Linked DNA regions of Mus musculus: region 1 is linked to region 2. A link is a contact called in ENCODE Hi-C data. All regions are on one chromosome and are shown on one strand. Each heading gives the region's core, a stretch centred on a gene start or an enhancer-like site at or near the end of the contact. The rest is flanking DNA. Distances are from core to core; before and after follow the strand shown. Region 1 overlaps Synj1 (synaptojanin 1). Region 2 holds the start of Cfap298 (cilia and flagella associate protien 298).

Region 1 (3,814 bases), core at 1,059-3,558, 60 kb after region 2:
TGATAACGCGAGCTTACTGTCATACACAGACCATTAAAAACATGGTTAAGGCCCAGTCTCTGAACCACACTTCATGTCATGCCTTTATACACAAACTTCTAATCATAAAAGTCACCCTGAAGACCATGGTAACATTAAGTAGGGCTGGAGAGATTGCTCAGTGATTAAGAGTCCTGCTCTTTCAGGGGACCCAAGTTCAATGTCCAGCACCCACATGGTGGCTTTCAACTGTCTGAACTCTAGTCCTAGGGGATCTGACACCCTCTTCTTAATTCAGTGGGCTATGTGCACATCTTTTACAGACATACATGACATGCATCAAACATTCACACACATAAGAATAAATGATTTTAAGTTTAAAAAAGAACATTACATAGCAGACATTTCTGAATCTAAAACAGATGCCTTTCCCACAATACACTAGGGGAATCAGTGTGTTTACCACACAGACACCTATTCCCTAATACACTGAGAAGAAAGATACTGCTTTCATTGTCTGCTGATGTATTTCAATAGAACACGCTCCTTGGATCCTAAAACTCTATCTAGGAAGAAGCATATTTATTGTGTGTGTAGGCGCATTTTCTCTGCATAAATCTATGTTCACTACATGTAACCCTGAAGTTATATATGGTTGTGAGCTACTATATCGGTCCTGGGAAGCAAACCTGGGTCCTCTGCAAGAGGACCAAGTGCTCTTGACCACTGAGCCAGACAGCTGCCAGCAAAGACAGTCTGCTTCCTTTAATGGTGTGATCTCTGATGTACCGATCACACATCAGGAATGGATCCCACAGCCAAGAGTGCTTGACCAATGCATAGATAGGTTTGAGAGAGGAGTGGGGGAGGGAGGGACAAAGAGAGATTGAGAGAGAGGAAGGGAGGGAGAGAGAAAGAGTTAGTATGTTGGGTGAGGATGTGGGCATAGATCTGGGAGGAGTTGGGGGGGGTTGAATATAATCAAATACATTACATGAAATTCTCAGTTAATAAAAATATTTAAAAAGATTATCCTAATGAATGTTTAAAAGGTATATACTAGTTAAGGCTCAAATACTGGGTTTGAAATGATATACAGGTAGTCTCTCTCATCTTCAGAACTATAAAAACAGAAATGAAAAAGTAGATTAACCACACGGAATAACAGACTTACCAAGATTTAATCGTAAAACTCCCAAAAGTCCGTATGCATCCAGTACTTTGGCATATGTGCCTTTAATAGCCTCCTTTTCTGCAGATGCTGTTAAAAATAATAATTGAAAACATTAGAATCTATTTAGTTGTAATGCCAGACTTGAAACAAAGCTTCAAAATGGGATCGTTTTCCCCATTTATCTATCTATCTATTTTCTCTTTTTTCTCTCTCTGTCTTTAGACCAGCATGACTTGGTTTCCCCCTATGTCACTGGGTTATCTAGTCTCTGGTTCTTGACCACTCAAGCTGTGTCAGATCTGGGTTCACCTCGTGAAGTGAGCCTCGAGTCAAATCAGTTGTTGGTGGGTTACTTCTGCAAGCCCTGTGCCACCATTACCTTAGCATATCTTACAGGCTGGACACTGTTGTGAATAAAGGTTTTGTAGCTGGCTTGGTATTTACATTACCCTTGATAATGTGCAGAATACCTTTCTGTATCAAGGATGCTGGAACATAGGGATGAAGTCTCTGTGGGCACCAGCTCAGTATCTCCATGTTTGATATAGGTGACCTCTCCAAACACCAGTGTATTATATTAGGTATTCTGTCCAACTAGTAGAAGAACTTTCTTGCTGGAGTTACAGAATTCTGCCCATCTAAGGAGTCTGTCTTCTTGTTGATAGCCTGTTTTACTCACTCGTTTATCCTGGACACAGAAGCTGAATAAACTGGTAAATGCTGCAAGCCACTGCTTGACCACACGGTTTAGCATGGCAGTGGGGCAGTCTTTACTGACCTTCCTCTCACTTCCTTTGCTCTAAGCTGAGGCAAACTTGCTAATGAGCTCAAGCCAGGCAATAATTTCCCTAGAGCAGGCTACTATGGTTAGTCTACTGATAAAAAAATAAAATAAAATAAAAGACAACAACAACAAAAATCCCGGATGTTTAAAGGCAGAACCTTCCTAGCACTTAGCAGATCCACATTTAAGATACAACAAAGAACCAAGGAACATAAACCACATCTGGTATTTCAAAGAATTTCAAATAGCACATTCTGAAGTGTGAAATTCAAACTTAGCCACTGCCCTCCGTTCCCTGTCCCACCTCTCCCCAGCTCGAGGAGGCTTGCTAGGTCACAGGATTCCCTGTCCTCATCACACTTAGCCTTCTCCCTCCCCTCTGTCCACACCACAACCACAGAACCCTTGGCAGGGCTCCTGTATGCTGCTCTAGGAAAGCAAGTAAGCAGATTGCTCTGACCTCCCATTTCCTGTCTATCTTCTCTGCAGACACAGGCTCTTCTCAATCTACATCTTATCCAAGATTCCTTGCCAATTCCTTGGATTCCAGACTCTTATCTTAAAGCTCTTCCCCAGAGTTCCACATAGTATCTCACTTCCCCATCTGCCTCTCTCCACCCTGTCTACTCAAGCTTCTCCTCCGCGGCTCACTTTGGCCAGCCGGGGACTTATGGTCAGTTAGCTGGCAGCACAGGCTAAAGCTAAATGACTCAACTAACACCATCACATTCTCTAATATGTTCATTATTAAGTGTGGGCCTTTCTGTAACCAGTATGAAACTAGAGTGGGGAAGACTTTTAGCATGCTAGGGGAATCGTGTCTTCTTTCACATATCTAGCCGTCCTAGCATTATATTGTTCTATGTGTTTATGGTCAATTCAAATTTAAAATTTACAACAAAAACTGAATTGTTTTCTAAAGGAAACTACAGCTGCCTTTCTTAAGTGCTGCACTTCCTCATTCAGCGTACCATGGGTGGGGCTGGGAGTGGGTCTCAATTTTTCATGGCAGAAAATGCGGTTTCCAGGTCAGACTGCTCTACGGAGTCCCTCAGGCTACATGCTGTGTGAATTTAAAATATTATTGCTGTCATTGGAATGAAGGAATTACTGATGTATTAGTGTCAGCAGCAATTAGGTTAAATTAGCAGTTAGCAAAAAATCACCATTAGGTTCAATGACCACAGCCAGCAAGAGTTAAAAAGAAAATGTAACTTAATATTAAGTAATTCTCTCCCCATATGAATAGTCTCTGTAACCTAAATTATCATGAAATAAATATTCTCTCCTCATAACTATTTTCTTCTCAATTGCACAACAAATAAACACTGTCTCTCAGGCCCAGTGACCATCCTTCTATTGCACCGTCATCTAGCTTAAACATGTAAGCATACACCAAGCCACTTAATTATTTGTATTTCAGAGTTATCTTCTGAGTTCTCTCTCTCTCTGACTAAAGCAGATGAGGTTACATTTTTTTTTTATTATTGTTTTTTTTTCTTTCTTTTTTTTTAAGATTTATTTATTATTATATGTAAGTACACTGTAGCTGTCTTCAGACACACCAGAAGAGGGAGTCAGATCTTGTTACGGATGGTTGTAAGCCACCATGTGGTTGCTGGGATTTGAACTCTGGACCTTCGGAAGAACAGTCAGGTGCTCTTACCCACTGAGCCATCTCACCAGCCCGAGGTTACATTTTTACTGCCATGAGTTTCTATTACCAGCAATTTAGAAATGGTCTTACAGCTACAGTATTAGTTCATCATCTCTGCGATGATTATGGCACTAACACAAGGCCAGGTGTTTATGTGCACTATTTAATTTTCACAGTACCCTAAGGACAAAGCTACACCTTCCATTTGACCTGAGGAAAT
Region 2 (3,815 bases), core at 420-2,919:
GAGCTTCACAGGGCTGCACTTCAGTTCTCCTTCCAGTGCGAGTGCGCTCATGGTCTTCCCTCTTGGAGTGAGATTAGGTCTTTTTACAGGTGCCCGGTAATGGATATTACAGAGAGGTTTGAACTTTGAAAGAGACTGCATTTTTAAAGTGAAAAAATTTAAAAGCCTGTGGAACTTCTGAAAGTTGGAATTTGTTTTATATTGAGATATCCATATTAATAAGGTCTTGGGGATAAACAAAAAGGAGAGGGTTATGGTTTCATGGTGATATGTCGATTGGTGTTGACAAGGAAGCAATTGGTTCTGCTTGGCTTTTGTTGACCTGGCATGAACATAGACGTATCTAGGAAGAAGGAACCTCAACTGAGAAAATGTCTATTTCAGACTGTTTGTAGGCAAGTCTGTAGGTAAGGCATTTTCTCAATGACAGTAAGGGGGGGGGGGGTAGCACTCTCCGGGTGGTATCACCCCTAGGCAAGTGGTCCTGGGTGGTATGAGAAAGCAGGCTGAGCAAGTCGTGAGGCGCAGGCCAGGGGCAGTGATCCTCCATGGTATTTGCTTCAGTGCCTACCTCTGTGTAGATTCACCCATGCAATTCTTGTTTTTTTTTTTTTTTTTTTTTTTTTTTTGAGACAGGGTTTCTCTGTATAGCCCTGGCTGTCCTGGAACTCACTTTGTAGACCAGGCTGGCCTCGAACTCAGAAATCCGCCTCTCTCTGCCTCCCAAGTGCTGGGATTAAAGGCGTGCGCCACCACCGCCTGGCTCACCCATGCAGTTCTTACATGCTGCCCCACACTTTCGGTTTATGATGTTAAAGACCCGGAGGTTCCCCCCACCCCCTAAATGTTTTACTTTTAATATGTCATTTAATATTGAGCCTTCTTTGAAAGCAGTTAAGTTTGATTATATATATAAAACGGGTCTTAAGGCGTTCTCTATAATGTAAAAATCATGTGTTTCCTAGGAGACAGAAAACAACACCAAGGCTCTCCCGGTGAGAACTTTCATGGGCGGCTTCAAAGCGAAGAGACTCAAGGGCCAGGGCTTTTAGCGTCTCAAACTGTCCCCCTTCCCTGCAGCCACCACTCACTCCACCCTCACCCTTGACAACTCCCACCGTCCCCGATCCCTCAGCTCCGTCCCGCCACCTTTCGACCCAGTACGTTCGCACTTCCCGGAAGCCCAAATCCCGGCTTAGCTCAGCCTCACTTGGCATCCCGGCTGCTCTCCTCCGAGTCGGCGGTTGGCTGGCGAGCCTGGGTTTCCTCCAGCCGTTGGTCTTTCATCCCCGGTCAACCCTGATGCTCCTTTCCCACCCCGGGCTACGGCAAATCTCCCCAAATCCTCGCGACCCCGGGCGCTGCCCCCTGACCCCGAAGCCGCCGGCCTCCCTTTCCGCACCTGAGCAGAGCCGGTGCACCTTCAGCCGCCCGTTGTAGACGCGGGCCACCTGCGCCGTGAGCTCTTCCAGCTCCGTGCTCCCGGGCGCCTGCAGTAAGAACTGGCTCTCGTCGCCTCTCTTCACGTGCAGCACAACCATGGCTGCGCCAGAGGCGCCGCCGAGGTGGCAAGGCTGCGGGGCAGGGACCACGAGGCCCGAGCCGGGTCGGCCGGACCCACACCAGCCTGAGATTAACCGCTGCTCCGAGGAGGAACCGTGGAACGCGGCTCACGCTTCAGCCCGGAGGGATGAAGAAAACGGCGCACGCTCGCGGAAGTGGCTGTTGCCAGGGGCAACAGTCAAACATTGAGCTCGTGCCCAGTTAGAACTCGCGCCTGGAAGGCCGGAGGCGCTGAAGAACAGGTTGTGCGGGCCGCACAGTCGCCGCTCCCGGAAGTAGCTGTTGCCCGGGCAACCAAAACCCAAACTAACAGCTAGAGGCCTGTGCGGACGGTCCGGGGACTCGGGAGATGTCCGCTGGAGGAGCATGGCGACTCCTGGATTAAGAATGAGAGCGAGCGCTGGGCACTATGGGAGCATAGCCGCCGCCAAACTCAGACTGGTTTCGCGCAGGCACGGATCGCTTCCGGAAATGCCTTCTGCTTTGGGTCTCCGGTCAAAAAGTGGGGAGCGCTGCTGCTGTGCAGAGCTCATTTAGTTCCACAGCTGTCTATCGCCCGTCCCATGGAGTCTCGGTCCCCCACAATCTCAGATAGGGCAAGCGGGCGCAGCGCTGTTCTTCCAGGGCGCTCAGACACAGCTGAGGATCCCATTTTAGTGTTATAAAGAGAAAACAAATGGATGGAAGAAAATCAAATAGAGGAGTAAAGAAAATTAGCAAAGAAAATTAACCTGTGCTTTGAAATGATCTCAAACTCATAGTTTCGCTAAATGGTGAGGGTTTTTTGTTTGTTTGTGGTGATGGCACATTAAATTTTTTACTTGCCAATGGAAATTCCTGGAAAGAAGCTGTGTAATAAAAACAGCAGTGATGTGGAGAGGCTGTGAATCTGCGGGTCCAGACTGATTACCTTGTCTCTGTTAGCTATAGCTCCTAGAACAGACGTCCATTGCCCTCCTATGGGTCAGAAATAACTTGCATATAGGCTCTGAAATCTATAAACGTAGCTTTCACTAACCCAAAAGTTAAGAATATCGTCAAATAGCATCTGGTAACTAAAGAAAAACTTCGTCTTACTGTATATGCCTCTCTGGCATTTCCACCAATGTATTTTAAACTTGCCATGACTTACGACTTTGTCTTAGAGAGCTACAAAACTTTGTGAACATGGAATTTGGGGTAACCCAAATCTGTCATGGTCATTCATTCAAATTTGGCTTCAGAATAAACTACCTCTTATTCCCTGCATGTATTATGTGCACACACACACACACACACACACACACGAATGTGGGAGTGCACACATGCATAGAGAGAAAAAAAAACCTCTTCCCTTTTGAGTAAAGAAGTCAGCTGGTGATAAAGACATATTTATTTCATATGACAGCACATCTCACAAGATATGTACAGAATGTATACCAGCAACTTTAATACTGTACTTCTATAAAGTATATAGTTATAAATACTGTATGCCACATAAGCGATAAACCTCTTACATACATATAAACAGCAATCTACTAGAGAGAACAGAGACTCACAGAGATTCTTAGTGTCTGTTTTCTGCTTTGACCAGACCTGGCAAATACACACGATGTCGAGTTCTTTGTAGCAAACTTTAACTTGCTTTGTGCGTTTCAGCAGCTACCAGACTTCCTGACAAGGCAGAGCTATTGCTCTGCAGACATTACAGTGGTTCACACCTGAGGGAGTCACTGCTCAGGGCTGCGATCCACACTGCTTCAGTTTTCTAAAGTGGATTAGCTTGCTAATGGGGAGTGGATACCATACACACTACTCACACAGATGTTACAGCCACAATCTCAACAAGTTAATTCACATTTTGAAGCACACTGCTCTAGTAATACTGCAGTTTAAAAGCTACTACTGTTGAAATGATTAGAACCCCAACAAGCACGATCTAAAACTCACAAGAGTTATTGCTAACAGCGAGTGATGGCTGCAGCAGAGTTACTTCTATAAACACAGGATTGTGATAACACTGAGCATTTGCAAAGGTGCTCTGTCCTAACAGATCTGCTCTAGGAGAGAAGTGCGATGCAGCCTGCTGTGCTTTTACACGGAGGTGAGGGCAGCCATACGTCCTTTCTAATCTTACAATACACATCTTTAAAGGTTCAGGTAGGTAGATGTAGGAACGTGGGTGTAAGCACATAACTCTCTTTTTATATAAAGAGAACATTAAGTCTTAATGGGTAAGGATGTTTTAACTTCAGCTGACTGACAACCAACTG

What was found. A loop is a pair of places that touch in the nucleus more often than their neighbours do.
Region 1: a loop to region 2 is called in a map of CH12.LX, with 2.5 times the contacts of the local background. The contact joins the enhancer-like site here to the promoter of Cfap298 in region 2. A Hi-C loop is called at or near these places in 2 of 37 maps with a recorded cell type or tissue (CH12.LX and mouse embryonic stem cell).

What each region holds. Positions count from the first base shown.
Region 1 is chr16:90,992,788-90,996,601 of GRCm38, forward strand. It overlaps Synj1 (synaptojanin 1), which reads right to left. Exons shown (of 32, transcript NM_001164483.1): 3 at 1,154-1,240. Among named protein-coding and RNA genes, the nearest start is that of 4930404I05Rik, 17 kb to the right of the region's middle. Within about 2 kb of position 2,309, at least 1 of the 3 ENCODE cell types and tissues checked has a DNase peak (open chromatin) inside an H3K27ac peak, as active enhancers do.
Region 2 is chr16:90,933,180-90,936,994 of GRCm38, forward strand. Cfap298 (cilia and flagella associate protien 298) reads right to left here and starts at 1,670. Exons shown (of 7, transcript NM_026502.2): 1 at 1,403-1,670. The coding sequence starts at 1,541. Synj1 (synaptojanin 1) reads right to left here. Exons shown (of 32, transcript NM_001164483.1): 32 at 2,918-3,815.